Regions from separate parts of the Mus musculus genome. Here region 2 is linked to region 1. Evidence: chromatin loops called from intact Hi-C (ENCODE). Cell type or tissue: left cerebral cortex. All regions are shown on one strand. Links, peaks and the distances in the headings refer to the core of each region. The heading gives the core; the rest is flanking DNA.

Region 1 (14,975 bases), core at 3,871-11,870:
TAGCTTGCTGGGCTGAACCGGTCTCTAACTCCTTAGAAAAGGGTCCCGATTCTCTTCTTTTCTGTGTGTTCATGGGTTTAGAAAGTTTAGGGGGTTTATTTAGCTGGTTAAATTTTGGACCCAGACTTTTAACATACAAATAAGGAGAGGTAGGTGTTGGAGTGGCAACTGGAGACAGAATGTCAAAATGTGGATTCAAAGAGTCGCTTAGAAGCCAAAAAGGAGCAAACAATTGGAACTGATGCAGAATCCCAGGGACATGTAAACAATAATGCCACGCTATAAATGCCCGCTTTGTTCTTTTCTTTTCTTTTCTTTTCTTTTCTTTTTTTTTTTTTTAGGGGAGGGGAGGGGAGGGGGTCTGGGAATTTATCCACAACCTTTCTAACACAGCTTGATGATGACGCCCAAGGAGCTTAAATTGCTTTCAACTATTAACTTATCCTTGCATGGGTATTCTTTTATCGAAGAGATAAAGGGAAAGGTCACATTATAAATCCTGTTGTTGGGGAATCTCAGAAAGGAGAAAGGAGCCATGTTCAATGTTTCCCTGGCTTGTGGGCAGAGAAGTCTGTCCCGGGCCTGTGGGATGTGGCATGTTCTCAGGAGTCCGACCTTTTCTCTCTTTGATAGGACACTTACCACATCCCTCCCTGATGCAGACAACAAAGGGCCAGGACATGGTTCATTTTGTCAGTTTTAGTTATTGACCTGAGACTCCCAGTGAAATCTGGGATGTTCCTTTCTTTGGAGACTGATACCAGGAAGGAGATAGCAAGTATCGGGGCACCAGGGCAGAGGCAGCCCTTGGTACCTACTGGAAGCTGTGGGTTGGGAAGGATCAGGCATCATACTGCTTTCCACAGAACCTCTGGTTTTGAGATCCCTGGAGCTAGTGCAAAAGGGAGGTTTAGGGGTTGGCCCTTCCCTTTAAGCAAGATCACCCACCATCCTTTTCATCGTGGTCAGAGGACATGCCTTTTCAACATTCTTTGTGACAGCCAGAGGATGGCTGAGGTGTAAGGAAGACAAGTGTACTGAGCCATGTGTCTGTCCATAGTCCTCTCTTCCCTCTTCTCTGTATTGGTCAGGATAGATTTTTGGATACCTGTGCCTCTATTTCATTTTTAACCCTTTTGCTTTTCTTTTAGCTCAGATTTTTCTTTTCTAAGTATTTCTGTATTGAATTAGCTTAGTGACAGAACACTTGCGTGGTGTGCACATGGTACTGGGTTTGCATCCTAGCATTACAAGAATCCAAACGACAGCAGAACTAACTGAGAGGAGAGCACAGTACCCTGGAAATGCTCTTCCTCTTGTTTGAAGCTCTCTGTGAATCCATGTTGTGTTGGGCCTCTGCCACGTATGTGCCATGTATGTGAGATGTGACTTGTATCTCTGGTAAGGTGGTAGTTGGAGCTTTAGAGAGGTCTCTTTTGCTCACTCGACTGTTTCTGTGTACACACACATTTGTAGATGTGCTTATGGGCCTGGACCTAACTTTGAATAAGCTAAAGGCTCTGGAATTTTTGCTGTGTAAAAAACAAATTTTCTAGTGGTTCCCAATGTTTTTCCTATGGCTTTCTCCCCATTGTTCTTGGAGTTTTTTGGGGGTGCATCAGGAAGTTTGACATGCTTTCTAGAAGGTACCTTGGATACATCAGAGGGTGGGGTTAATTCACAATCAAGTACTTCACTTCGAAAGACTTGGCCTTGGTCTTGTGGCCTAGATTTGGTCCCAACGTTTGCCCATGTGCCCTCTGGTGATCTCTTTGTTACTGAGCATGGCACTCACCGGCTTCAGCTTTTATCTCTTCACTGATTAGATGGGGAAGTGTTTCTGGCTCTAAAATTCAACTCCACGGTATTCTAAGAGTTTGATGGTCAAGAGTGATAGCTTGGGAGTTGGGAGAAACCAGCTGATTAATGGCTTGTCTAATTCGTGTTCACAGATGATGCCACAGAGAAGGACCTGTCTGATCTGGTATCAGAGATGGAGATGATGAAGATGATTGGGAAACATAAGAACATTATCAACCTCCTGGGGGCCTGCACGCAGGATGGTGAGTACGAGAAGGGTGTGTTTTCTGTCCACACCACACCGCTGACTGCCAGGCTTCAACTAGAAACAACTGGGCTCTTGGCTTTCTGCTTTTAGAGCATCTCAAGAATGCATTTTCCCGGGCTGGTGAGATGGCTCAGTGGGTAAGAGCACCCGACTGCTCTTCCAAAGGTCCAGAGTTCAAATCCCAGCAACCACATGGTGGCTCACAACCATCCGTAATGAGATCTGATGCCCTCTTCTGGTGTGTCTGAAGACAGCTACAGTGTATAATAAATAATAAATAAATTAAAAAAAAAATTAACTTCATGTTTAAAAAAAAAAAAAAAAAAAAAAAAAAGAATGCATTTTCCCATCACACCTATCCCAGGCACTCAAGATGCTGAGACAGAAGAGTTACAAGTTTGATACCAGTCTGGGATACCTAGGAAGACTCTCTCAAAAATACACAAAAGTAGAGGCTGGGAGACAGCTCAATCAATAGAGGGCTGGCCTTGCACCATGAGGACTTGAAGTGGATTTTTAGAATCCATATTTAAAATTGAGCTCTTGCCAGGAGTGGTGGTGCACGCCTTTAATCCCAGTACTCGGGAGGCAAGAGGCAGGCGGATTTCTGAGTTCAAAGCCAGCCTGGTCTACAGAGTGAGTTCCAGGACAGCCAGGGCTACACAGAGAAACCATGTCTCGAAAAACCAAAAAAAAAAAAAAAAAAAAAAAAAAAAAAGAGTTGGGCGTGGTGGTGCACGCCTTTAATCCCAGCACTTGGGAGGCAGAGGCTGGCGGATTTCTGAGTTCGAGGCCAGCCTGGTCTAAAAAGTGAGTTCTAGGACAGCCAGGGCTATACAGAGAAACCCTGTCTCGAAAAAAAACAAAAACAAACAAACAAAAAAAAGAGCTCTTAAGGAGGAGACAGAGGGAGGTGGATCCTGGGACTCACTGGCCCCCTAGCTTAGCCTTCTCAGTGAGTTCCTGGTCAGTGAGAGACTGTCTAAAAAACAAGGCTGTCTTCTGGCTGCCACATAGACACATACATACCTGCACGTGTATCTGCATATACAAATCCAAACATATCCACACATACAGACACAACTTTTAAAAGTCACTTTAACTCTACCCTTAGGAAGATATTACCAGCCATGGGTACACAGCAGGTCTGTGTCTGCCCTCTAGGGGGCGTGGAAAGTTGGAAGTGGGGACTTTGGAAAGGAATTTCTGCTGACGCTCTTGCTGTGTATGGGGCTAAGAGAGATTTCTTAAAATAAGAGAAGAGCAGTATGCTTTAGTTGAGAAGTTCTCTCAAAATGGGGACTGAGGAATCCTGTCTTGCTTTAGGCAGCAGATGGCTGAGCAGAATAGCTTCACAGAGAGAGTGGAAGAAAAGTGCAGTCTCCCCTCCCTCCCCCATCTCCCACCCCCTGGGGAGTGAGCTCCTGGCTGCTCTCAGGAGTGCCTACTGGTACTTTAGAAATCAGCTTGACAGTGATGAGTAGATTTGAAAAATGCTTGCGCAGCTTCTCTTTAGGTGTGCAGAGACTGGAACCTTCTTCCAGTATTATTTACTGTAGGTATTTTAGACTTTTGTGGACCTGTGGTCTCTGTTACAGGTACTTGTCACTGCCATTGTATTGAACAAACAGCTTATATGATAGAGAAATGAATGGGTGTGACTGTGTGACAATAAAATGTGATGACCCTGACCAGTATCGGGCAGGATGTGGGGATGTGGCCTGGGGACCATTCTCTCCAACCCTTGGACCAACCCCTTGCTCTGGCTGTTTGAAGCCATTTAAATTCTCTCTTTTATTTCATCCTATAGATTTAGTATTTACTTATCCTTACAATATATGTATATGCACATGCATGTACGTACACACACAAAGGAGCTCAAGGGACTTAGAATGGCCATGCTTCTGATGGACATTGCTTTTCCAGGAAGACAGCAGTGTTTCTCAACCTGTGAGTCGTTCTACCCCCATAGGGGGTCCCCTAAGACCATCAGACAACACAGATATTTACATTATGATTCGTAACAGTAGCAAATTTGCAGTTATGAAGTAGAAATGGAATAATTTAATGGCTGGGGTCACCACAACGTGAAGAACTGTATTAACGGACTGCAGCATTAGGAAGGTTGAGAATCACTGCTCTAGAGGGAAGAAGGGCATTCAAAGGAAAGTTGTTACAACTATGTCTTTTATTTCTTTAAGCCTTTGGAAGTTATTGTGTTGATCATCATTTTGGAAAGATTAGAAATGGAGGTGCTCCCAGTTATCCGTGCCTTTCTGAGTGGTAAAACCTTAAAAAAGAAAAAGGTTGGGGCTACCTCAAGTGATGGTATACTTATTTAGCGTTTACTACCGTGTTGTGTTCGAGGCTCTGGGTTTACTCCTCAGCACCACAAATCCACTCTAGGTTGTAATGACCAAAGCCTTTGCTGAGTCACCCCGGAATAGTTCCTCCAGCCTTCCCTGCTTTAAGGAGCCTCTCCCCTCTGCCACAGGACCTCTCTACGTCATAGTTGAATATGCATCGAAAGGCAACCTCCGGGAATACCTCCGAGCCCGGAGGCCACCTGGCATGGAGTACTCCTATGACATTAACCGTGTCCCCGAGGAGCAGATGACCTTCAAGGACTTGGTGTCCTGCACCTACCAGCTGGCTAGAGGCATGGAGTACTTGGCTTCCCAAAAAGTGAGTCCTTCCCATTCCACTTGGTTGGATGCAAATGCCGGTTAAGTGTCTTTGAGGAAGCTGGGTGGTTCAGACGTGCTCACTTGCTTGATCTAGTCCTCACTTGTCTTATACAACCTGGAAAATATTTGTGGTGTTATTCACGTTCTGGTTTAATGGACTCTTGAGAGGCCAGAGGCAGCCTCACAAACTCATAACAACTGCCGGAGAGCGGACCCTGCTTTGAGGCAGGGCAGGTGAGATGCTCCTGGATGACCTGGCTTCGATCGAGTGAGCTTAGACCACAGTTAAGGGTGTTAAATTTAGACCGTTGAGCTCGATGTGGAATTAAATGATCTGAGAATGGAGATTGAGCACAGAAGTATTTTTGACATCAAGAGTCTGGGATATCTGTTTATTTTGTCTCCTTCGGTGACTCTGTGGTCAGAAGTTGGCCAGGTCCCCTGAGGTAAATGGCTGGCATTCCAAGCCAGCCACTTACAATGGAACGCTAAGCATTCCAGCTATTCTGGAAGCTGTGAGGCAGGTGCTCAGACTTTTCATGGGGATTTCAGAGGACCTAAGATACCTTTCCTCACTTCCATACTTATGCTCTTCCCATAGAGATGCTTGGCTCCTACCTGGAGTGGAGCTTGCTGCAGTTCCATTGTCTCTAACTCCTCAGGTTGCCAAAGACAAAGGATCCCCTGGAGGGGCGCTTCTCTATGACTTGGAGCCTGGCCTACTAGAAGGGTCATTAATCTGGATTCCCCCAGGGGCTTCATTAGTGTTAAGAGTGAGTGAGGTGACCTGGTCAGATGGCACAGGTGCCACATACTGCTTCTCAGCCTGCTCTCCATCACCTGGGAACATGGCTTAGAGTTAGTATGTGCTCCAAGTTGTGCTTTGTTTTATTTACTTTTTTCTTTTTCTATTTTCTTGAGAGTTTACAGCTTATAGCTTATACGTTTTCCTTCTTTTATCTTTTCTTTCTTTCTTTTTTTTTTTTTTGAAACCACTATAAAACTTTCTGATATAGAGGGTTTAAGAAGCCAAATTTGAAGAGTTTTGAGTTCTGATTTTATACATGCATGGTGTGTGTGCACATAGTGGGAGCAGGGTGCCCCTGAGAAAATCTTTATCAAGGAGAAACAGACATTTGTTGGCCAGTGGTGGTGCATGCACTCGGGAGGCAGAGATAGTTTGAGGCCAGTCTGCTCTACAAAGTGAGCTTCAGGATAGCCATAGTATCCTTCATAATTTTATGCATAAAACAAAGGTTTATGATCTGAAACTTTCCACTCATGACATCTCACCAACACTGCAAATGTTTTGGGTTTTAGGTTAGGAAATGTTGAGGAACCAAGATGTCTGCATTTTATGTATATGTATACATGCATGTGCATATATATATATATGTATGTGTGTATGTGCATGTTTGTATATGTGTTTATATGTGTACACGCACATATATGTGTATTTGATTTAATGTCTGGCAGATGTGGATAGCTGTGGCATGATTTCCTCTTGACATGTTTGAACTATTGCACATGGAACCCTGGGCCGGGCAGTCAGCCGTAGGCAGCCTGTCAGCTCCAGGCTTGGTTGCTGCTGTGTGTCCTTCTTGGTAGGAGATGGGGGATGCTTGCATGCAGTGGGCTTGCTGCTGATGGGGCAGTGGTAGAACTGGCTCTTCGTTTTCCTTAGTCCTCTTTAGTCCTCAAGACTCCCCAGGAACTTGTTCTCTGGGCCAGGCTGTCCAGTGAGGTGTCATTCTTGATTTCTCAAAACAGGAGTCATGAGTAACAGTGGGGGGGGGGGGATGCCAGTAAATGTGGAATTAAAGAGTAAGTGTATAAACTATCAGAGACATTTCAATAAAGCCCCTCTTCATTTGGGGCCTTACAGTGCAAGGCTGGGACCCTGAGCTTGGCCCTTGGGGCTATGTAGAGCTATCAAAGGTGAGTCTCAGGGTCCTGTATGCTTTACAGTTTGCTCTTGTGTGTGGTACATTGCAATCACTGAGCTCCTCTTTGGGTCAAACTTTATCAGGTCCCAAGACACTGAAAGAAGTTGGTAGTTGGAATCTGGGCAAGTTCTGCTGTCATGGTAGTAGTTTGATTAGGGGAAGCAGAGTGATCAAAGACAAGAATGTCTGACTGGAGAAACTGAACAGTGGTGAACCTTCCCAATGGGAGGAAGACCTAGGAGCCAGGAAGCAGGGCAGGGAGTAATTTCTGTAGGAAATGCAGAGCTTGCATTGAACATCTCTGAGAGCCAGTTAAGAGAAGTTGTCAACAGCAAGCCAGAGGATGAAGCTCAACCATGAAGGGCCACACATCGTTATGAGGCCAAAGAGGAGGGTGTGACTTCCATATGGTGGGAATTAGGGAGAAGCTGAGATGAAGGAGGCAGAGAGTGTCACCCCTGGTGCCACTAAAAGGGTTTCTGGGCTGAAGTTGAGATCAGCTGTCTGTCCCTGTTCAGAGTCGGGGAAGGAGCGTGCTGGTCCACAACTATGTTCATGGTTCTGACCCACCCCAGTGTTGTGGACTTTTTAGGTTGCAGCCAGTAGGTAAAGTGGAGCAAGGGCTGTCACATGAACTTTGCAAAGAGAGAATGAGTACATTTGGGGGTTGCAGAAACAGCGAGGCATAGACGTGTCCTTACAAATAACATGGTGATCATTGACTGCCAGCCACCTTTCGAGAGCCTACATTGGCCAGACACCGTGTAGTTGTTTAGCTCTTGGTATTTTCCAGCTTCCTGGGATAGAGAGTGAGCAAGATGGTAGGTAGCAGTGGCTTATGGCAGCCTCTCTGTCCCAGCTGAGCCTCTGTGTGGTCGGAGCCCCCTGCAGGGGAAGCTAGATTCTTCTGACCACTCAGACTGCCAAACTCAGAGAGCACATGTCAGCAGGAACACACTACCAGGAGAACTTGGCCAGGGCCTTGGAAGTTGAATTTGAAGAGGCCTCCAAACCGGCGTTGCACTCCAGCCCAGGCAGAACTAGCTGCAGGCAGCCCCGGGAGCTCTCAGATTTCCTGCTCCTAGTCTGGCTGGGGACACGAAGACTTGGGTGGCTTGCCTGCTTCCTCGTCTCTGAGTTTTGGCCCACCCACACATGCAAGGGAACACAGGGGATGCTTGGGCGTGGGTGAGGGCAGAGTTAAAATAATTCTTTATTCATGTTTCAAACACAGTTAGGCTGGTTTCGTTTTTTTACTTGGTCGTTTCATGGAGAGCTTACAATAAGGCGTTCCTAGTTTGCTCATCCAGTAGAGGAAGTCTCTCTGCTTCATGTGACAGTTAACCTTGGTTTGTAACTTATATAAAGGCATTTGAGGGTGATGCACTTCTAAAACACAGAGGTAGATCCATGTGAAGGAAAGCCTGGCCTTTGGAAACAAACAGTAATGACCAGACCTTCCTGAGACCGTAGTTCCTATTGGCACAAAACATCCTCCCATCAGATGTATCCTAGCAAACATAGCAGTAGCGGGTCCTGATGTATGTACAGACACAGTTTCACCCCTGCACAGGCTGGCTGTTATAACAAACTGCACCTAAGAATGTGGACCGATGAGTACTGGCTGGGCAGGGAGCCAGGAGAGGACATGCTGGGCTGTGTCGCAAGCACATCATGTAAAAGATGGAAAGGGGGAATCAAGAAAGTTTCTGGGCAGCAGTCCACAGAGGTAGGGGAAGGACAGTGACCACAGCCTGGCCGAAGGGATGAGCAGTAGAGGACAGACATTGGAGCCATCTAGGAGTTGGAATGGTCAGGACTCGAGTCTAGAGCACGATCCTTTCTGATTAAAAATCAAACAGAAAAGAATCAGAGGAGTAGAAGCATTGGCTTTAAGATGTCAAGAGGGCACAACTGTCTGTGGAAACATCCTGAGTCTCAGCAGGGGCCAGGATGGAGGTAGGGGTTTGCAGCTGCTTTCTGCATCTAAGAATTGATGCTACAGGATCGAAGAAACACGCAAACCGCATGTCACAGTTTCTTTGCTTTAAGGGATTTGGGAAGAGAAGAGTCAGCCTGAATCTGCAAGAGAGTGAAGCAAGAGGAAGATTTGGGGAGGCTGCTACGAAGGAACCATTTCTAGAAACAGACCTCTGCAGTGTCCAGAGCTGCAGAGATGGCAGACATGGGGCAACAGAAGAGATCAGTTGGGTCTAACAGTGAAGAGGGTCTTTGTATAGCCTAGAGGCCAGACTAGACACCACGTAGGGAAAGGAAAGGCAGAAATGATAGAGCTAGGCTTCGCTGTTTGTAGAACATCAGGTCACATTGTTAGAGAAGTGGCCATGAAATGAAGACTGTTGGAGTTTATCTTTGTCATCTGAAAGTCAGGCTTTCCTGGGTAGAGAGAGCAAGTGTGAGCTCAAAGACTTTAGCATGGTATCTGATGTCAAGTTTGTGTGAAGCTACCGGAGATACAGCAGTGTTGTAGACACTTGAAGATAAAAGAGAAAGTGGTTATATAATCAACTGTTACTTTCTGAGATGACCAGGGCCTTTGTTTGTTTATTTAGATTACAATGAATGATTACCATGCCTTGTGGGAGCCTCTTGTCGATGCTAGTCAGCTGGTTGAGTTTGCAGCCCAGGATGGCTCTTGCAGTAGTCTGCACCCAATTTTTGACTTGGGGTTTATTTTCTGTCTTGCATTTTTTTCCAAGAGTGTTTTTCTTTTGGTTCTCAAAACATGTTGGGATTATATCTCTCTTTCTTCTTCTTTGATTGCAGTGTATCCATCGAGATTTGGCTGCCAGAAACGTGTTGGTAACAGAAAACAATGTGATGAAGATAGCAGACTTTGGCCTGGCCAGGGATATCAACAACATAGACTACTATAAAAAGACCACAAATGTGAGTATATGATGTAACACTGGGGAGAGGCGTGGCAAAGGTTACAGAATGAATGACACAGGTTTATTGGTGGAAGAACTGAGGGGATTTCCCCCTCTGTGTTACATTCTGTTGTTTTGCTTAACTCTTGATCAGCAAATCTAGGCTATATCTCTAAGATAGGTTTAGGATATACAGAGTGCTATTTTATACAGAATAACAAGCAAAAGCCTCCAGGGCTCCGTGTGGCTCTCTTAAGAGCCTTCATAAGCAGGAGATGGCGAGATGGCTCAGCTCTCATAGCAATCACTAGAACTTGGACATTTGCTGGGTTCATTTTTGCCTCCAGGCTGATTGGAGTTTATTTGTGTGCTAGGGAGGTAGATGATAATGAGCATATAAAGAAATGTCACTTTGATACTTTATTCAAAGAACCAAATCTATGCATCTTAGCCATTATGTACAGAGCTAGCTGGAGCTTATTCCTACCCTAGTGGTAAATTGGTGAAACCCATTAGAAAGGGGTGTCTTCATTTAGTTTAGACTGTAATGTGGATACCCAGAAGTGGTGTGCAAGGGAGCCAGGAATGCCTACCACTGGGTGCTGGATGAGTGCTCAGGTTTGGAGCTCAAACTCAAGACAGGCTGGAGTAGAGAAATGAGAAAGAGACAGAAGTAAGAAGTCTACTTTCCAGACCTGGCTCTTGGAACCAGCCCGGAAGTCCTGGGACTTGATCTGGGGCCTCAGTTTTTTTGTTTGTTTGTTTGTTTGTTTGTTTTCTTCCTGGGGCCCTGTGCATGTCAACACAGTCATTTTCATCTGCATTCACTTGCCTTCCAGGCAATGCACAGGCTTGTCTTCCATGGCTCAGCGTCTCTTTCCATATGTTTCAGGAAGATGCTATAGGACCTAACCAACCCATGTGGTTCTGAAGTCCTTTATTTTAATTTTTGGCAAGATTAGGTAGCCAGGTATGGGAGCTCAAAAGCTGAGGCAGGAGGACTGCCAAGAGTTTGGGCCTACCCTGGGCTAATTGTAAGTTGTGGGCCTCTGTGGGCTACAAAAATGAGTCGGTACAATTACATAGGGCGTGGTTCTGTTGGGCCCACAGCAGTACTCTTGTAAAACCTACAGGCTTTTCCATTTTCTTACAGGGGCGACTTCCAGTCAAGTGGATGGCTCCTGAAGCCCTTTTTGATAGAGTTTACACTCATCAGAGCGATGTGTAAGTAACTCTGTCCTTGGCTTATACATGGGTTGAGTTGCAGAAATATTACAGATCTCACTTGTCCATAGAAGGCATGGGCGTCGGGGATCTCAGATGGCAGGAGTCTATGGTAGACTGGTGCCCAGTGTTTGGTTACTGATCTGCCTACCTTTGGAAGGTGGAGATACCAGCCTTCTGCTGCCAGAGTGGAAGTACCTCCAGTGATCACTCACCACTCCATCTCCTCTCTTGAGTGGGTGGCATGCTCTTCACTCCCTTAAAGAAACACTCTTAGCTGGGCCTGGAAGTGCACATGTACACCCTAGCACTCAGGAGGACCGTAAATTCAAGACCAACCTAGACCACATGTAGTAAGTGCAAGGCTAGACAGGGATATGTAGTGTGTACGTATCTTTATAAAAATGAGAATAAAGAAAAGACTGAAACCCTTCTGATTTAGGAGTGTGTGATTCTTCTCTGGCCCAGGCTTGTCCTGATAGGTTGATGCTGGATAAGACACGATCAGTTGGGATGACCACCACATCTGCTAGCTGTGGCTACTACAATATCTTAAGTCTTCTCTTAACCTTTGATAACATCCTAGAAATACAGTAGAAATTACATAATATTTCTCTGATGACTCATATAAACTACTGTTAGAGCCAGGCTCCAACTGATATTATAGATTGGGGAATTTAGCTGAAAGATGTTATTGGGAGAAACTGGGCCAAAGATGCTCCTTTTTGCCAGTTCCTGTGGGTCTAGAATTATTCCAAAAGACAACAGTGTTGTTGTTGTTGTTTTGTTTTTGTTTTTGTTTTTGTTTTTAATTTGGATGTGCTGGGATTTTGTTTGTGTATTTGGTTGGGTTTTTTAAGATTTTTGATGCAGGTATTGAATCTACACCACCAGCCTTCCTAGGAGGAATAAGTCACAGTTTTTAACTTGTGTGGGAATACACTGAGGCTCTGAGCTGGTTTTGTTTACATTGTGGCCCTTGCTTGGTAGAAAACCAGGGACAGTGTCAGTGATGAAGCTGACCTTACAGAGTCGGTGTGCAGGACATACCTAACCTCTGAGTCTCTGCTTGATTGTATCATAGACTTAGTGCTCCAAACTCGGTTGGGGAAATCCAGATGTGGTTCTCTGTGAAATCAAGTACGGAGAGTGCCCTGAGAGCTCTTCTCACTCTCTGCTATCTGATGCTCTTTTCTTGGAGCATGCAATTCCTCTATGCTAATCCCAGCCCTGTGCTGGGTCCCTTCACATCACACCAAGTCGCAGCGTCTGCCCTGCGAGTGCTCCACCCGCCATCTAGGACAGGCATCCTCTCACAGAGTCATCTTTTCTGGCCTTATTCTGTCATCTGTAGATCCAGGTTCTTGTGTCAGCCACACAGCGAGATGGCTGATTTAGAGAGGAGAAGTCTGAAGTCAAGGAGTCAAGACCCTCCCACCTCCACCCCCACCCCCCCCACCGCATGACTATCACCACAGAAAAGACAAAGAACTTTAAGAGATGGCCGTGGGGCTCTTTGTCTATCTATGGAAAATTCCATCAGACCATCCACATGTCGTCCTCATTTAGGGAGGCTCCTTGGGGGTCAGGAAAGGGCATGTAGGATGGATTGCGGGAGGGCTCATTTATCTATGGATGTAAGAAGTGAGTGGGTGTTTATTTTTTTTAACTGACATGTTTAGGTTTCTGCAATCTGGACGCATTACTAATGCTATGTTTTCTCTTTTCTTTGCAGCTGGTCCTTCGGGGTGTTAATGTGGGAGATCTTTACTTTAGGGGGCTCACCCTACCCAGGGATTCCCGTGGAGGAACTTTTTAAGCTGCTCAAAGAGGGACACAGGATGGACAAGCCCACCAACTGCACCAATGAACTGTAAGGGCTGTAGCCACCCCTGCTGACAGTGCAGTGGGCTCATCCCATCTGTCCTCTCTCCAGACATGTCTTGGGTTCCTCAGGCTCCCATTTTCTAAGCATGCTAAGAAGAATGGCTGGAGTTGCCTGGGTTCAATCCCAGTACTGAGATAGATACTTACACAGACAACTGTGGCTTATCCAAAAGAATGAGCAGCATCCTGCCAAAGTGTGTGGAGTGGGCCTTAAATCTGGCTGCCATGGGAAGGGAAAGCCACACACTGACAGGAGTACTCCATAGGTCAGGCATGCTAGGATGCTTTGGGGCTGCCCCTGTAAAATAGACATGGTTGTTCACAGTGCTGGCAATCCCAAGTAGGAAATGGGCTCCTTCCAAAGCACCCTTAACCACGGATGATCGTCACGACAGCTAAGCACGGTGGCTCATACTATAATCCCAGCATTATGGAGGCTGGAGCAGGAAGGCAAAGTTGAGGCCAGCCTGGGCCACAAAATGAGACCCTTTTTTCGATAAAATAAAGTGAAAAAAAGTTAATTTTTTACAAAGTGATGGGGATGGGAAGGTAGCTTATTTGGTAAAGTGATTACCACACAAGCATAAGGACCTGAATTCATTCCTAACATCTACATCAAAAGCTGAGGGCAGTGGTGTACGCACCTGTAATCCCACAGACAGCAGAGGTAGAGCCAAGCATCCTTGGGGCTTGCTAGGCAAGCAGCCTAGCCTAAACCATCAAACTTCAAGTCTCAGCGAGGGACTCTGTTTCGAAGCATAAGATAGATGGTTTTTGAAGAACAGTATCCATGGTTGACCTCCAACTCCCAAATGCGCATGCAGGCCAGCATGTGTGTGCGCGCACACACACATACATACACACACACACACACACACACACACACACACACACACACACACGAGAGTGGGCAAGAACAAAAAATATGAAAAGAAAGTTGCCATTCCATCAACCACACTTCCTCAGATTGAATGGGTTGCTGTGTTTGCTTACCCATATTTGAGAGCTGGGAACTCCAAGTTTACCTGGATGCCATCATTGGGGTACCATTTCTGAGTATGAAAGTGTGGGCTGGTTTCTAGGAATGCCTCCCTCACACTGTAAGAGAAATTGTGTTGTGTTAATGACGCGTGCCTTGGGCAGTGAGGTGCTGCCCCCTCCTCTGGGGCAAACTAAGAAAGCGATTGTCCCTGAGACCGCCTTCTATTGTGTGTTTCTTCATGGGGATTTTAGAGCAGTAATCCCATGAGCGCTTTCTGGTGTACAGTGGAAGGCTAATGAATGGCCACTTTTTATAGCGTATTATATAAAGGCATTTATTGTGTGCCTCGTGTTCCTGTCGCTTTTTCTAACATAGAGGGTCTGTCGAAACTCATAATCAAGATAAGGCGGGAAGCTCGGACTGCCCCGAGAGTTGATCAGGAAGTTAGTGCAAAGCTCCTTGGTGGCAGATTAGTTGGCACAAACCTTCAAGTGGTAGTTTCTGATTTTTTTTTTTTTTTAAAAAAACTGAGGAACTTTTGTCAACAGACTTTTTAAAACAAAACCCAAAGTGTAGTTCAAGAGGGAGCATTTGGGGAAGGAGAAGGGAGGCAGGCTGTAAACCTGTCCCCTTCCACTCTCTAGAGGATTCTGAAAAGTATCCAATGCTGTGGTAGGTCACACTGTCACAGAGATAGAGGTGAAGCCTCTATCACACACACACACACACACACACACACACACACCTACCTCTGTCTGGGTACAGAGCCACCCTCCTATAACATTCTGTCTACAGAGAAGTTTCTGTAATGGTAGTGTTTGTGTAGTTACATTTTCTTATCTAGGGCTTGTCTCCATGCCACCTGTTAGAAGTAACCACATCTGTATGTCACATGCTTGGTGACACCAGTTGACCAGAGAAATCCTTTCTGCAGGTACATGATGATGAGGGATTGCTGGCATGCTGTACCCTCACAGAGACCCACATTCAAGCAGTTGGTCGAAGACTTGGATCGAATTCTGACTCTCACAACCAATGAGGTAAAAGCGTCCCTCCAGAAGCTCAGAGCCCCTGCTTAGCTCAGGAATTGCCTGTTTGTTGAATACAAGCTCCAGTGTTGGAGTTGGGAGCCCCCACCATTTTTAGGGTCAGGCAGAGTTAAACTGTGTGCTCCTTTTCAGTCAGGGTTTTTTTTTTTCCTTCTCAGAACGGAACTTTGAGAATTCTGACTCACAAGACTGGAGGCTGAGGCCCAGGGTGTCTGTGTAGGCAGAGGGAGAGGTGGAAATG
Region 2 (14,975 bases), core at 3,231-11,230, 85 kb before region 1:
CATCTGTGCACCCCTGCGGGCAGCGCGGCGGGGCCCCTCGCCTGCCTGGCGGGTGTCTCTTTGCGGCTGCTAGGCTTCGGGGGCAGCGCGGGGCTCGGGACTGCCCCAGCGCGAGGCGCTGATTGGCAGAGCGGGCGCCGCCGTCCAGGAAACGGCTCGGGTTTCAGCGGGGGGCGTGACCCGCCCGAGGAGGCTGCGGCGGCGGCGCGGGCGGCGAGGGGAGAGAGCCGGGAGAGGCGAGCGGCGGCGGCGGCAGGCGCGGAACGGGCGCACGGACGATCGAACGCGCGGCCGCCAGAGCTCCGGCGCGGGGGCTGCCTGTGTGTTCCTGGCCCGGCGTGGCGACTGCTCTCCGGGCTGGCGGGGGCCGGGCGTGAGCCCCCGGGCCTCAGCGTTCCTGAGCGCTGCGAGTGTTCACTACTCGCCAGCAAAGTTTGGAGTAGGCAACGCCAAGCTCCAGTCCTTTCTTCTGCTGCTGCCCAGATCCGAGAGCAGCTCCGGTGTCATGTCCTAGCTGTTCTGCGATCCCCGGCGCGCGTGAAGCCTCGGAACCTTGGCGCCGGCTGCTACCCAAGGAATCGTTCTCTTTTTGGAGTTTTCCTCCGAGATCATCGCCTGCTCCATCCCGATCCACTCTGGGCTCCGGCGCAGCACCGAGCGCAGAGGAGCGCTGCCATTCAAGGTAATCGTCGTGCCGAACGCCTCTGGGAGCTTCGCCAGCCGGGAAAGTGGGTGCCGTGGGAGGATGCGGGGGCGCAGGATCCCCGGGAGGAAGGCGCGGGTAAACCTATTTGGGGGCGCACCCTGTCAGTCTCTGACTGTATTGGTGATGGAGGAGTGGATGAATGCGGATGGCTGGCTTTGGGGGAGTTCTTTCAGCACCTCCATCCCAATGCTGACATCTGCCTCTGCCGCTGGCACCCCTTTCCTGTCAGACTCCGGCGGGCACAGTCCTGCCTACTGGGCGCGTTCCTTTGAGCTCAGAGCCGGCGCGCCGTGGGGCCGCCTGCCAGTGGCACAGCCCATAGGCGGTTCGGGAAGGGCATCTTTGGGGTGCCTGGTCCTTGGATTCTGGAAGCTCCAGCCTGGTACTACACAAACCCTTATGAGAGATCCTTTCTTGGGAAGAAACTGCTGGAGTGTGGTCAGGCAACATCCCCAAAGGGATGGAGATGCCGGGACGACACCTTTAGGGAGGCAGTGGCTCTGGTCCGGGATTCCGGTGCTGGCCATCCCTCACCAGCCACAGCGGTTGGCGCAGGAGGGATCGCCGCGCGCCTGGGGCTAGGGGGCGAACTGGACCGACTTTTCCTAGTTCGCCTAGCTGCTCCGACCGCTGCCGCGCCGAGATGTTGAAAGCACAGGCGAGTTCTAACTTGCGCGCTCATTCTTTCAGCGCGGGGGAATCGGTCGAGGGCCCTGCGTGGCGCTGGCTTCCACCCTCGCGGCCAGGGGGCAGGCGCGGGAGGCCGGCTTCGGCTCCGTGCCCCTGCAAACTTCCCAAGACCTTCCTTCTCCCCCCCACCTCACCCCCCAGTTCAATAAAATCTACCCTTAAAGGCAGACTTGCTTTCAAATCCACGGCACCCATTATGTGTTTGGTGTGAAACGCTATCAACATTTAAAACTCTATTGTCCCAAGCGTCCCAAATCCCTGTAAATCTTCCACCAGCCTGGACTCATTTTCATCTGAAAAGCCTGTTTAGTTTGAATAGAAAAGCAATCAGGCGCCCCTCTCGCTCTCGTTGGAATGTCAATTAAAATGCAGATTTCTCAGAGCTCTTTAGCGCCCCAAGAAGTGGGACAAAACAGGATATTTCAGGCTGACAAATGAAAGAAATGCTACAATGAAGTGGGGTGGCGATGTGCACCCCAAACTGCTTGGAGTACCCACTGAAAGAGTAGGTCAGGGATTATGGTCTTACTTACGACAGCTTATATTTTTGGGGTTTCGTTGTGTTTAGGGCCCCCCCTTGGTGTCCCCCCCCCCCATGAGCCCATGACAGCTCCCTTCCCTATTCAGCCCCGTGGAGAAGTAAGGGAGCCTTGAACCAGGGTAGAGAGGCTACATTTAGTATTAACCTGGGAGTGTTGACTTCTCCCAGGAGTAATCCACTTGAGAACAAAATGCCAATTGCTCTGCCCGCTGAGGTATCCTGGAACTACCCTTTAAGGTAGCAGTACCCGTCGCACCGCCCCCCTCCCCCAAGGGCTTGCCTTAAATTAACCTGCCTTCTTGCAGGACAGGGGAGAGTGTGTAAACGTGTATAACACTGCGCAAGCTCACCAGCCGGGCCCTTTCGGCCGGGTCCCTTTGCCTGTCTTTGGAGGCAGACTTGTGTGGAGATGACCCCAAGGGGCGGGTGGCCGTGAAGAGCCATCCGTCAGAGTGAGGGTGAGGACTCCTCCCTCGTAGGCTGAGAAGAGAGTATCCTTTCAGGGGGAAAAATAAACACGCTGGGGCTTTCTCTGGGGTTCAGCCTCCAGGAAGGATTATGGTATTGAAGGCAGGAAGCTGGGATTGTGGCCGCCAGCAGCATGCTGGGCCTGTGTTCCCAACACGGAGCCTTGGGACCTAATTATCCTGCCTAGGAGGTCGCTCAGCACTTTTGTCCACTCCGGTGAGGAGCTGTGCAGACCTGCTGCCGTCACTTCTCGCCTTACAGAGGTTTGAGGAGGGGGCTCCTGTGGGGGCTGGGACTTCGAAGAACGAACGTTCAAGTTGAGTCAGCCTGGGGCACTGGCCATCTTCCTCATTCAGCTGGAGCTGAGGTACTCCTGGGTAGTGGCTAGTAGAGACAGTGGGCCCAGCACTCTGCTTCAAGACCTACTGGGACCTGAGATTGCAAAGTTGCTGGAGAGGGGAGTTTACCTGCATTCTGAAAGTTCTTAGGAAATCAACGAGAATGTTTGTGCACTTTCCTTTGACTGGTATGTAGAAATAGACAAGGAATTATCTTTTGTGACTCTTGGCTTTAAGAAGAAAGAAGACTTGGGGGAACAAAAATCCTTCCAGCCAACTAAAAACACTGGGCACCTAACTGCTCATATACCCCTGGCTTTTGTTGTTAGCTATACCATTCTACCTGTGCTTAAAAAAACAACCAAACAGCAGCTTCCTATTCCCCTCTTGGAGATGGTACGTCCTCTCTGCCTTAGTCTCAGTGAAGGCTGAAAGGAACAGATTTTAGGACGGAGGTTCTGGCAGTGTCGAAATCCTGTGTCATAATTGAAAGCATCAAAAGCGCACGGGATTAGAATTCTTTTTCTCTTTCTCTCTTTTTCATTAAAACGCTCACCCATCCCCAGTCTCATAAAATGGGCATCCCAGCATCCAAAGCCCATGGTTTTGTGCGATCCTTTCCTGCCATTGGTTTCAGCAGATTCTCTAAAGCTCGTGCATTCTGACTCAAAGATTAGTCACTGAAGACACTGAACAAACATAAAGTTATTTGTACTGTGGTAAGCTTTTTTTTTTGGGAAATTCTCTGCTTTGGATCTAGTAAATTGAGTGCCCCCTTGTAACTGATACTTGGGAGGTTTAGCCAATAGGTTAGCGTATTGAAAGTTCCCAGGCCAATCACATACCAGGGCAGCTTGTACGTATCATCACCATTACTAATAAAATCTTGAATTATTCATCAAGGGTTGTATCTTTACCCCTTTGACGTCGGTTGCAGATATTTAGTTAGTATGCCTGTACACTGCCTTGTAGTCAGTGGAAGGGAATTCAGGCTTTGAATCCCCCGGTTGGATTAAACTCACTCTTTGTAAGTGGCTGCTTGGCGGAAGATTGAAATACACGCCTGCATTCGAAAATGAATTCTGACAAGTGTAAACTGGTGGGAATGTTTTTGAAGCCTTCCTGAGATTCTTTGATTCTGTTGGTCTCCTTTCTTTCTGAGAACCGTTCTGAAGCGAGGACGTGCCGCTCAGCTCAGCTGAAATGCGGTTCTCAGAGCAGACCCTTCCTCCAGTCAGCGTCTTAAAGGCCAGCTGGAATAAGAGACGTTAATGAGGCTGGCCATGCCAAGCCCAGCGTTTTAAACTCAGGTTTTTCTGCAGTTGCCCTTGAAAGGAATGAAGGTCAAGTTGCTTCAGCAACCTTGCAGCTTTGATAGTGGACGGAAGGGCACGCTGCAGAGCTGGGTGGCTGGGTCCTACAGTGATGGTTTATCTTGCGTCTCTTAAAAGTAAGCTTAAAAAAAAAAAGATTAGCCTACTGCAGCTTGTGGACTAGCCTGGAAACACCTGGGACGCTGAGGTGAGGATGGAAGGCTTTTCCGATAATGAGAAAGAATGTGTTTGCGAATGTATTGAGAGGCTGAGAAATGGTTTTATCCCATCTGGGTTTAAGCAAGTTGGCACTGGGGGAAAAAACTGAATCTGGCTGAATCTCTCTCTTTCAGTGGCAGCCACAGCAGCAGCAGCAGCAGCAGTGGGAGCAGGAACAGCAGTAACAACAGCAACAGCAGCACAGCCGCCTCAGAGCTTTGGCTCCTGAGCCCCCTGTGGGCTGAAGGCATTGCAGGTAGCCCATGGTCTCAGAAGAAGTGTGCAGATGGGATTACCGTCCACGTGGAGATATGGAAGAGGACCAGGGATTGGCACTGTGACCATGGTCAGCTGGGGGCGCTTCATCTGCCTGGTCTTGGTCACCATGGCAACCTTGTCCCTGGCCCGGCCCTCCTTCAGTTTAGTTGAGGATACCACTTTAGAACCAGAAGGTAAGTTCATGCGTGCCATTTTAAGGGTACCAAGTCGTTTTGGGGATGTGTCTGGGGGAAGTGGTCTTTAAGTGGGAGGCCTGTTTCAGCCGGCTGCCATATGAGTAGTCTCTCTCCGCATCATATCGGAGCTTAGAAGGGAGGGTCTTGTCTCCCAGGCATGAGTGGAGTGGTTTGGTTTGCTCTGTTCTTTGTGCTTGGGTGAGGGAAGCAGTGGCAGTTCTTGTTTAGCCAGTGCCTTACAGCACTCTGGAGGGGACGTACCTTGGCAGGGTGACTGTGGCCTTCTGCAGTTGCTCTCTAGATTGAGGGAAAAGCCTTGAATCACACTATCTTTTGGCTAAAGGAAATAGGCAGCCTCTGAAAGCTGACTTTTTTTTTCTTTTTCCGCATTGTTTAAGAGAAAAGAAGGTTCTGAAGTTGAGCATGGAGAGCCGTGCCATGCTGGATCGGTTTTTAAGCTGGTGTAAGCTCTTTGTGCTTTCACCCGGCATCACAGAGTGGGCAGGTTTCATGTTGGGAAGATTGGAAAGTGAATTTGCCAAGAGTCTTCCCCCATCTGGGGAAAAGCCAGATTTCACTAGTGTGTTTGGCTTTGCACACTTGGTTGCAAATGTGAGAAGCTAGTTGTGAGGAGGACGTGGCTGAAATCCGGAGCTGGGCAAAGCGCTGGTCCTTCTCCCAGGTCCTTCAGAGACGTGGTCTGTGGCCAAGCCTCTCTCCTTGGTGCCGCACGGGAATCTGTCATCAGGAGGGAATATTGGTAGGCGAGTTATTTTTTGAGTGGTAATCCGAGCGTGACACTGCAGATCGCAGCACTCATCGCCACTTAATGAACGTGTTTGCTGAGGGCCCACCTGGTGCCGGCTGGCTTTGGAGTCCGTCACGGTCCTGAGTGCTGGCAGGTCAGCTGAGTTGCTGTGGCTATGCACACTGAATCAGGGTCCTGATTCATCCAGATCATCCAGAGGGGGATTGTAGGAGGGACAGGACCCCTCCCCCAAGGGTGACCTCAAGGAGGGCTATGTACCCATCTGAGAGGAGGGCTTGAGAAATGGGTCCCCAGTAAGATCCACCCAGACAGACACTCTCCCTGGCTTTGTGTGTATGTCGGGCCACACAGATGCCTGGAAATGTTATAAATTACCAGGTATCTTTGGAAAGGAAATGAGGTAGGAGTTTTGTGCATGAGGTGTGTTCAACATACAGCCTCACGTCCTTTTCCGGAACCACCTCTCTGTGACTTATCCTGTGACGTCAGGGAGAGTGTAATCTGCAACAGTGACATGTTTTCAAAGGGCTTAATGTGAGGGGGAAAGGATTGGGTTTCTGAAAGTCTGGTCTGCACTTCTTTAATTTTGTTAATAATTAAAATGGATGTCCCCCTAATTGCCGGTTGTCCCTGGAGTGTGTGGCTCAGCACTAACTAAGGAAGCTGAGCTAGGATTTCCTACAGCGTGGGCTTCAGAAACAGCCCCGGTTAGGAAAGAATTGTCATTTTTCATTTGGACTCTCGGGGCAGTGTTGCTGTGAGTTGATTTCAGTTGCAGAGTATAAAATGGTCCTGGAGGGTTTCCTGGACTGCATCTAATTACCTCAGAAAGGTTACAAGATGTTTGTACTCGCAAGGAGGAGGCAGGTGGGGGAGAGGAAGGACAGTGGGCTGGAGTCCCCCAAATGGCTCTTTGTGTAAGAACCGATATCCAACAATGCTCACATTGTTGAAAGCAGATCCCACCACCTGGGGACCTGTAGGTACATGTAAGGTTAGGGAGGGAGGCTGAGAAGTCTCCGAAGTTGTAGGTCACACTTTGCCAATGCCCCTGGGTACACTTTGCTAGGCTCAGAGTTTGCATGAGGTTCGAATCACATATAGAGTTGGGAGACGCTAAGAAAAAGAAAAGAAAAAGAAAAAAGGAAAAAAGGAAAATGTCTCAAGGTGTGGAGTTTCACCAGAGCAAGCTTGGGAAATGCAGAGAAACCCCAGAGCCTTGATTGGTGGGATCTCTTTATCAATAGTCACTGAACAGTAGTACCATCCCCAGATGCCTTCTGAGGACCAGCTCAAGAGATTTAGTTTTCACCAGTGACCTGGACAGAAAGCAGAAAGCACAGCTCCTGGCATTGATGGTGGCCTTGGCCATCCCCATCCCCAGCAAGCTGGGGACAAGGGGGTGCACAGTTCTCAGTGCAGCAAACACGGTACCCTGAGATGAATGTTGCTTTTGGATGGAGGAGGTGGTGATGCTGGATTTCGGCAGGGTCTGTGCTCACTCTCCTTGTCTGTTAGACCAACATTGCCACTGACATCCAGGCCATCAAGCTAGAGGCTAGGCTCCATGCTAGGCTCTGGTGTCTAATGTGTGCATATGTGCATCTCTCCAGCCGCCATATTTGATGCAGCCAGGACTTCAGCTAACACTGAGTTCAGCTTCTGTCTCCTGAAGCTTTACCATGGAAGGCATCCGTTTGCTAATTTAGAAGCTCAGTTTAGATAATGTCTATTGGGCCGGACAAATATGTAATCAGGAAGTTCCTAGAAAGAGCCTGTGCCTCACTACTAAGGAGCCCTTTTGACCCTCTAGGGAGATGTTATGTTCAGTCATGTAGTTCTGTGCAGTGTATGTAGCCATGCAATGTATGTCCTCACCCCGAATCCTATCCTGTCCGTGTGTCTCTGGACACTTTCTCAAGTGGCAGCAGCAGGATTGGGTCAAGTCAGTTGACCTAAGAAGGCAGTCATCTCTGTAAGATTTTCCTCGGTATTTCAGAATAGAAATGATTGTATCCAGCTGGTCATCCCTGTGACAAAGGACAACAGTATCAACAGTTGGGGACTTCGGAGGGGTGGTCCCGATTCTAAGTACTGTTCTGTTGATTCAAATCCTGAATGTTCCCAGTGTAGTCAAGCTTGATTACTGCCAGTCTCGGCTCTTACTTTCAGATTCCCCCTGACGTTGTCACCTGCTCTGGTTAATTAAGTCATTGTTGACATTAAGGGAATCTGTTTACCCCAGCCCAGTAGGAGCTAAAATAAAAGGGCTTTCCCAAACCCAAACCCTTAATTACTTTCCCACCCTCTGCTAAGTGCAAAGGGACGGCCTGGGGGTGGGGTGGGGGTGGGAGTGAGGGAGTAATTTACATGCCTTAAAAAACACCCACCATTTCTTGGGCAGTCTTCTGGGTTGATGCTGTTCCGGATTGAAGTGAGCCAGCGAAAACCTCGTGAGTGTGAGGTCTACGTGGAGACCTGCTGAAGGGTTCCCCCCCCCTCACCACCACCACCACAGGGTAGTTCAAGTCCTTTGTCAGAGAGTATCCTACATGCTGTGGTCTCAGCCCCCCACATTTAATTGCCAGTTAGAAGAAGAGAAAAGAAATATCTGCGTGGTGCAAGTGGATGATTTAACAGGAGTCTTGTGTTTCCTATTATCTGCATTTTTTGTTCCTCAGTGTGAGTGTGAATATTTAAGAGTTGACTGTAACTTGATAGTTTCGCTGAGGAACAAGGGCTTATTCTTGGTCAATTAAACCAAATGCAGGCGCATGCTGTTAAACACACAATGAAGTACACATTCTTTATTAGAATATAGTGTATTTCACAATTCATGGGCAAGGAACTGTGTTTAATATTACTTCTAGAGCAAAAATCTGGCCAGCCCAGAAAATTGGCATTTATATAACTCTTTCTTGCTGGCTTCCACTGATCTGAATAGAGCAAGTTTGTGTGTGTGTGTGTGTGTGTGTGTGTGTGTGTGTGTGTACCTGTCTGTCTATGTTGCCTGTTTATTTCAATCAGTTAAAAGACTAAATAACTTACTTAAAAAAAAATAGCCACCCCTTCTCAGATAGCCTCTAAAGACTTTATGCTGTTTTTAAGCCTTATTTTTAAATTATTTTAAATTGGGGTCTGTGTAGGCCTGTGCACATGAGTGCAGGTCCCCCTGGAGGCCAGAGGTTTTTGATGCTAGCCCGGGAGTTGGTTCTGGAAGTGAATGTGGATCCTCTGCAAGAACAATATAGACTTACAAAAACTGAGCTATCTCTTCTGCTCCAATACAGTTCAACATTTTTTCTTTTTTCTTTTTCTTTTTTTCTGTTGAGGGTGAGAATTCAAACAACCAAGCATTCCAATATGAGATGTTTCCAATATCTGATTTAATGAATAATCACATGGTTATGAAATAACTGGGGTAGTGTTTAAACAGGAAGGGGATGTTTAATGTTCACATTCTCTGTGGAGTGCGTGCAGTAGCCCCGTGCCTGCAGTAGCCCTGTGCCACACTTATAGACAGTTTGGCTACTTACATAGTTAGGGTGGTCATGAAAAGACAACTAAGTCCCTTTCATCAGGCTCCGTCTTAACTTTTCCATTTCTGATTGAATCCCTGGGATCGATCCAGCAGGGTGTCTTGTCTTGGTCAGCAGCTAGGAGTTATTTTGGGGGAAGGGATGCTGCAGGCTATTTTACAGATAATTATGGGTTTCCTGTGCAGAACTGTCCCTGTAGGGGCTGGAGCAAGTGATGATTCTGTGATTAAGAGCACTTCCTCCTTTTGCAGAGGACCAGTGTTGGGTCCCCAACACCCACAGGGAAGTACTCCTGATTGTCTTTATCTCCAGGTGCTGGGGGCCAGCGCCTCTGACCTACTGTTGCCTGCAGGTGCCCTTCTCATGTGGGCTGCCCTTGCCCTTACTGTCTTTGTGGCTTCGTAGAGAATGATGGGAAAAAATTCCAAGATGGTAGTCCCACTGGTGACTAAAGGTGTTTAGTAGTAGCTTTTTCTTAAAATACAGTTGGTGAGCAAGATAGTGGTGCACACCTTTAATCCCAACACTAGGGAGGCAGAAGCGGGTGGTTCTTTGAGATTGAGGCTAGCCTGGTCTACAGAGTGAGTGCCAGGACTACACACACACACACACGCACACACACACCCCAGAAAGCTTGAAGTTGTAGTTTTACGAAAGTGTATTTAACCGTCAGGACTAACTATGATCTTTCTTTTGGGCTGGTAGCTGATGGTTTGGTTTTTTTTTTTTTAGATGGGCATCTCCCACAGCCTGGCTTGGGATTTGCCTTGTAGCTCAGGTCGGTCTAGAACTTTCAATCCCCCTACCTCAACTTCCACTCCTAATTGTCCGGCATCCTTGAAGAGCATGTGTCTTGATTTTCTGTAATTTTGAAAAACTTGGCCTCGGATTTTATGGCTTACTTATCTTTATGTGTATCTTTATGTGTTTTGCCTGCATGTATGTATGTGTACCATGTATATGTTTAGTGCTTGCAGAGACCAGAAGAGGACTTGCGGTCCCCTGGAAATAGAGTTATCTACGTGGTTTTGAGCTAGCACCCAGTGGTCTTCACTTCCCCCGTGGCTCTCCAGCCCTTGGATTAAATGTGGAATGTGCTGTTTGCTTGCTTGAAGCCACCATAGGCAGTGACAGGCTTTGTGGACTTTCTACACTCTGAGAATAAATGAAAGTCCACTTGCTTGCTCTTGGCTGGGTCAAGTCAGGGAGCTAAACTATCACATACCTCCTCTTTAACTTCTTGTCCAACTAAAGAATCATGAATCCCAAGCCGTTTCTGGACAGAGAGAATTCCAGGTTATGGTGACCATGTTTTATGAGGATGTTAAAAATAGCTCCTAAGGAGGATGCTGACAGATTCAGGAAGGAGAACCCGGCCTCATGTTTATTTGGGTGTTATTTATGTAGCATGTTCCTGAGACATCTCAATCCTGAGCACTAAGGAAGTCAACACATTGTTTCCTAACCCTGGAACTTGTTTTTCACTTCTTATACCTGACAGTTTACAAATACTGGTTCCCCCCCCCCCCCATGTGTGGCCAAGTGTTTTAAAGGTATCTAACACCGAAAATGGCCAATTTGGTGTGCTGTTATAGATCAAAAGGAGATCTTTGAGACTAGAGATCTCTGTCAAGTTTATTCTCTTTGGAAACCCTTCAAGTTCACATTGAGAGCTGACAGTTGGCTAGCCCTAGAGTCATGTGGCTTGCTTCAAGCCGCCTCTCCCCCATTCCACCTCAACCCCTTGGACTGCCACTAAGACTGTTGCTTAGCTGATTGTAGCAGGTACCTTGCTGAATGTGTAACCTGTATAGATTATGTGTTTCAGATTTAAAACCACTCAGGTCTTTAAAGACTAAGGGATCTGATCCGACATTTGACTTAAAATTTTAAGTAGAAACTAAGTAAAGTTGTTTTGAATAGTATGTGTTGTGTTTTCTGGAGGTACAGTCTCATAGGAAATCGCCCTTGGGTGCTGAGTTTGAATGTGCCTACTATCTACTTGACCTTAGTCAAGTGAGATAACCTGGTTGAAATTCCAAGATAATATCTGTCTAAATTGCACAGATTGAATACACACTGGACTGTAGTTCCTGGCCCAGTGTAGGCGCAGGGTAAGTGCTGATTTCCTCCCACCCCACACCTTTGTCAAACTAAATAAAACCCACATCTCAAAGACCTAATATGATGCTTGCCTTGTAATCTATAATGATAAATGTCAGATTTTCAGACCTTAGGCCTTCCTTTATCCAACTCTTTTTTTGCCCTCGGGTTTTTGCAAGCCCCCTGGTGTTTAGACATGTGACCCTTTATCTGCTTACAGTCTAGGTGTTCAAGGTTGACTTTTTTTTTTTTTCTTCTGTTAAGGAAGTCAACCGTAGCCACCCAGCACATAGTGAGAATATGTCATGGTCATGGGTATATTTTGGCAGGAGAGTCCTCTGTTTGAGGTTTTCAAATAATCGATGTAGGCCAGTGAAGGGTGGTAGAGAGGTTGGTGTGAGCTTGGTTGGGTGTGTTGGGTGTGAGCTTGGTTGGGTGTGTTGGATGTGTTATAGTGTGCTGTGCCCTGTCCAAGCCAGTGAAGAACCCATCCACCATTGCAGGTGTTGCTTGTCTTTTGCCATCTTCTCCTGTAATGCCACCATCCATTTGCCTGCCAGGGGAGCTAGGTGCTGGGCTTCCGGTGGGCTGTATGGCAGGGAGTTCACAGAACTGTGCTGGGGTCCAGACTAGTGGAAGAGCTGGACATTCATGTGCATGGTTCCTCTAAGAGGGGCTTGTGATGGCAGAGGCTCAGGGTGAGATCGTGTCCTTCAACTCAGTCCTTGGGCTAATGATGGTTTCCATGAAGACACCTTAGCTCCTGCTCTTTGCTCCGTGCCTTGTGATAAGATGCTGAAGGTGCAGATGCTGAGAGCGCCAGGCCTTTATTAAGTGCCTGTAAGCGGCTCACATGTGCTAGGGATGTTGACAAATTGCCCCTTCCCAACAAACAGGCAGATCCCAGGATCCCATTTCATGAATAAAATTTTTGCAATTCTTAGAGATGCTGTGGTTTCCGGACACCTTCACAGTGACCACACACCCACCCTTTAGGTGAACTAATTGGTGGAAGATGGATTTCACAGCTCATTCCTCCTTCCTCAGCAAGAGGATAGATATTTGATGGAGTGTTAGGCACCCCTCTTGTTTTTTTTTTTTTTTTCACCCCTACTTTGGACTTTAAACTTCAGAGGACAGGCTGGTTGGTTCTGTTTCTCCTTCACCTCCCCACACCCACTTCCTTAAGTCCTTTGAAGAAGAGTTTCAGGCAATAAAAATTTTCTAGCACTTATATTCTGTAGTTCTGGTGCGATGTAGGGAGTTGGTCCATACCCTCTGCTACCGTGGGGACCAGTGGGACACAGCACAGAGTCCTAGACGCTGACTTATGCTGAGTCACTGGAGAAAAGCTCAGAACAAGAAGGGCCACCTTGCTCCTGCCTGACTGTTCCTCATCGTTAGGTCTTCCTTTCCTCGGATCCTCCAGACCTTAGCTTCATTGAGTTGCTGTTTTGATAGCATTTCAAGCTTCTCCTTTCAGCATTTCTTCCTTTTTGCAACAAGGTGGGAAATCAAAGGCCACCTGGACTGGACTACCTGGAACTCCTTCAGGCTGTGGTCATGAAAAGGACAGGTGTGGAGGCCTTTCCGGGAACTTTTTTCTCCAGAGATTAGGGACTCACCTATCTTCTCTCCATCTCTATCTCCTCCCCTCTCCCCCAGGAGGAAAAAGAAAAGAAAAAAATTCCAAGAACGAGAAGTGTGGCCCTAGGGGCAAAAGAAGCCAGGAAATGAAGCCGTTTTAAAAGCCAGCAAAGCTCACTTTGGTGACTTTAAAAAAAAAAAAAGTGACCTCTGGTCGCAGCTGGGTATGGAGGTGACAGTGACTGACTAGGATACTGATCTTTGTAGAGGTCATTTGTGAAATGGGTGGGGATGCTCAGAGACAGCAGGTATGAAGTAAGGCAAGGTCACTGCTGAAGGGAAAGACCCACCCACATCAGCTTCCCTCAGAGCTGTACAGCCTTTGCATATAACGACCACTTCCCAGGCTGGTAGAGAGAAGATGGCATCTCTAGATGTGCTTTTCTAGTCTCAGGGTAATTAGTTCCCTTTGAGTCAGTTTCCCAACTTATTGGCTGATTGGTTGACCTAGAGTCTCATGTAGCCCTTGAACGTCCAATTCTTCTGTCTCTACCTCCTGAGTGCTGGAATTACAGGCAGGCACCACTTTAGCCAGTTCCCATCTCATCTTTGTTGTAGAAAAGTGTTCACCCTTGAAGGGGTGGCCAGTCTGAGGAAGCTGCACCGCGCTGTAGCTTCCCCTTGACGTCTCTTTCCTGGCACTTCACTCTGATGGCTTTCTTGCCTAGCCATCATGGAGGCAAGGAAATGGCCAGGGCTGAGAGGCCAGAAAACCCCTGCTTCTCTTGGGCAGAGTAATGATGACTTCCCTGCCTGGCACAGTGACACACCTTGTCCTCGGGAAGCCACAATGTTTGGGCACCTCGCCTGGATCTTCCTAGACTCAGTGGCTGAGTCTGAAGGGAGCCACTTTTCAGATTTGCTTGCTTTCTGAAAGCCTTCCCTCCAGGCAAAGCTGAGGTCTGTGGGGCAGGAGAGGAAGGTTAACCATGGTGCTGCCATCTTAATTTGGAACTTCCAAGCAGATGTGGCTTTCAGTCCTCCTGGATGGCATCCCCAGGCAGAGGCAGAGAGTCCTGTGTCCATCCGTCCGTCCGTCCCCCCCAACGCAAAACACTACAGAAAAGTGATCCTTCTGGCTCTGGCCTACCTTTCTAGGTCCTGTGGTGTTAACCAGCTGGGATGGTGTGGCCCCCCGCTCCAGAACGATCCCTGCCCTCTCCTGAAAGCAGCTTTCTGTGAGGTCATTGCTGTCCAGCAACTTGCGGACCATTCCTCCAGCAGAGATTCCCTTCCAGCTTCCATGCAGGCCTGAGCTAACTGAGCCCCAGCAACAGGATCAAACCCATTCCAAGAGGAAGGCCATCTGTTCCTCAGCCTCCAGCTGCTGGCCCTTCATTTGCAATTGGCTGGGAAGCTTTGGAGGGGTCAGGTCCTGGGGACACATCTGCAGTCTCTGAATGGTGTTATAACTGGGGTCCTGCTGAGCAGAGAAAGGCCAAGCCCTTTAAATAAACTTGCTGAACAATACCCCCCCAAAGGTGTAGAGTCAGAGAAGCAGGAGGCAGCTTTGCCCTTTAGCTAACTCTTAACCTTGGTTTTGTAGCCAGGGCACTTGAAAACTATTTCTTTATTCAGAAAGTACTTACCAAGCGGAGAAGGGAGGGGCTGCTCTGAACAAGGAAAATGTCATATAGGATTTGGGCATCGATCTGCCCCTTAAGGGAATTAGAGGGCAAATATCTCCACTTGAGTGTATGCCATTTATTGAATATTTACCTCAGTGTCAAAGAGGTGAGCTTGTTCCAGATGCAGCTTGTAAAGAGCCACAGGCAGCATGAAGTCCTCTCGAACTTGCCTCTGGAATGCAGTTCAGCCTTGGGAACACCAGCCAATCTCCCTAGTTCATTGCAAGCAGGTCCCCAAGCTGTAGCTGCTTTAGGTCCTGTGGTTCTTGGGCCTGTCTGTAGTTTGGTGTTAGGGCCCTTATTTCCTGCATCCGGGGGCCTATGATAACTTAGCCTAATGCTCTAGGGACTTTCTATAGGGACCAGGCTGTAATCGGGCGTGTGACTTCATTGAGTGGATGAATGGCAGTTATGCAGGTGTTGTCCACCTTGGTTTTATTGACAGGGTCTCTCCCTGACTGGGAACTTACCACATAGGTTAAGCTGGCTGGTGAGCAGGCTCCCTGGAGATGTCTCTGTCTCATTCACTACATCTAGGTTTTTTTGTTTGTTTGTTTTT

What was found. Hi-C counts contacts between places; a loop is a spot of excess contacts. Peaks named below come from ENCODE experiments on the same cell type or tissue, not always from the same donor. Only the 100,000 strongest peaks of a DNase experiment are listed, where the experiment ranks them.
Region 2: a loop joins it to region 1, with 2.8 times the contacts of the local background. A loop is called at or near these places in 6 of 42 quality-filtered maps.

The regions. Positions count from the first base shown.
Region 1 is chr7:130,167,453-130,182,427 of GRCm38, reverse strand. Fgfr2 (fibroblast growth factor receptor 2) reads left to right here. Exons shown (of 18, transcript NM_010207.2): 12 at 1,953-2,063; 13 at 4,563-4,753; 14 at 9,489-9,611; 15 at 10,746-10,816; 16 at 12,552-12,689; 17 at 14,620-14,725. Among named protein-coding and RNA genes, the nearest start is that of Gm39096, 80 kb to the right of the region's middle. In left cerebral cortex, for the core only: no CTCF peak of the experiment used is centred there; DNase peaks (open chromatin) are centred at 7,844 and 8,256.
Region 2 is chr7:130,251,501-130,266,475 of GRCm38, reverse strand. Fgfr2 (fibroblast growth factor receptor 2) reads left to right here. Exons shown (of 18, transcript NM_010207.2): 1 at 1-682; 2 at 4,410-4,727. The coding sequence starts at 4,562. Among named protein-coding and RNA genes, the nearest start is that of Fgfr2, 7.8 kb to the left of the region's middle. RefSeq lists a promoter at 110-335. In left cerebral cortex, for the core only: a CTCF peak has its summit at 6,249; DNase peaks (open chromatin) are centred at 4,447, 5,393, 6,022, 6,215 and 2 more places; H3K4me3 peaks cover 3,140 bases; H3K27ac peaks cover 3,477 bases.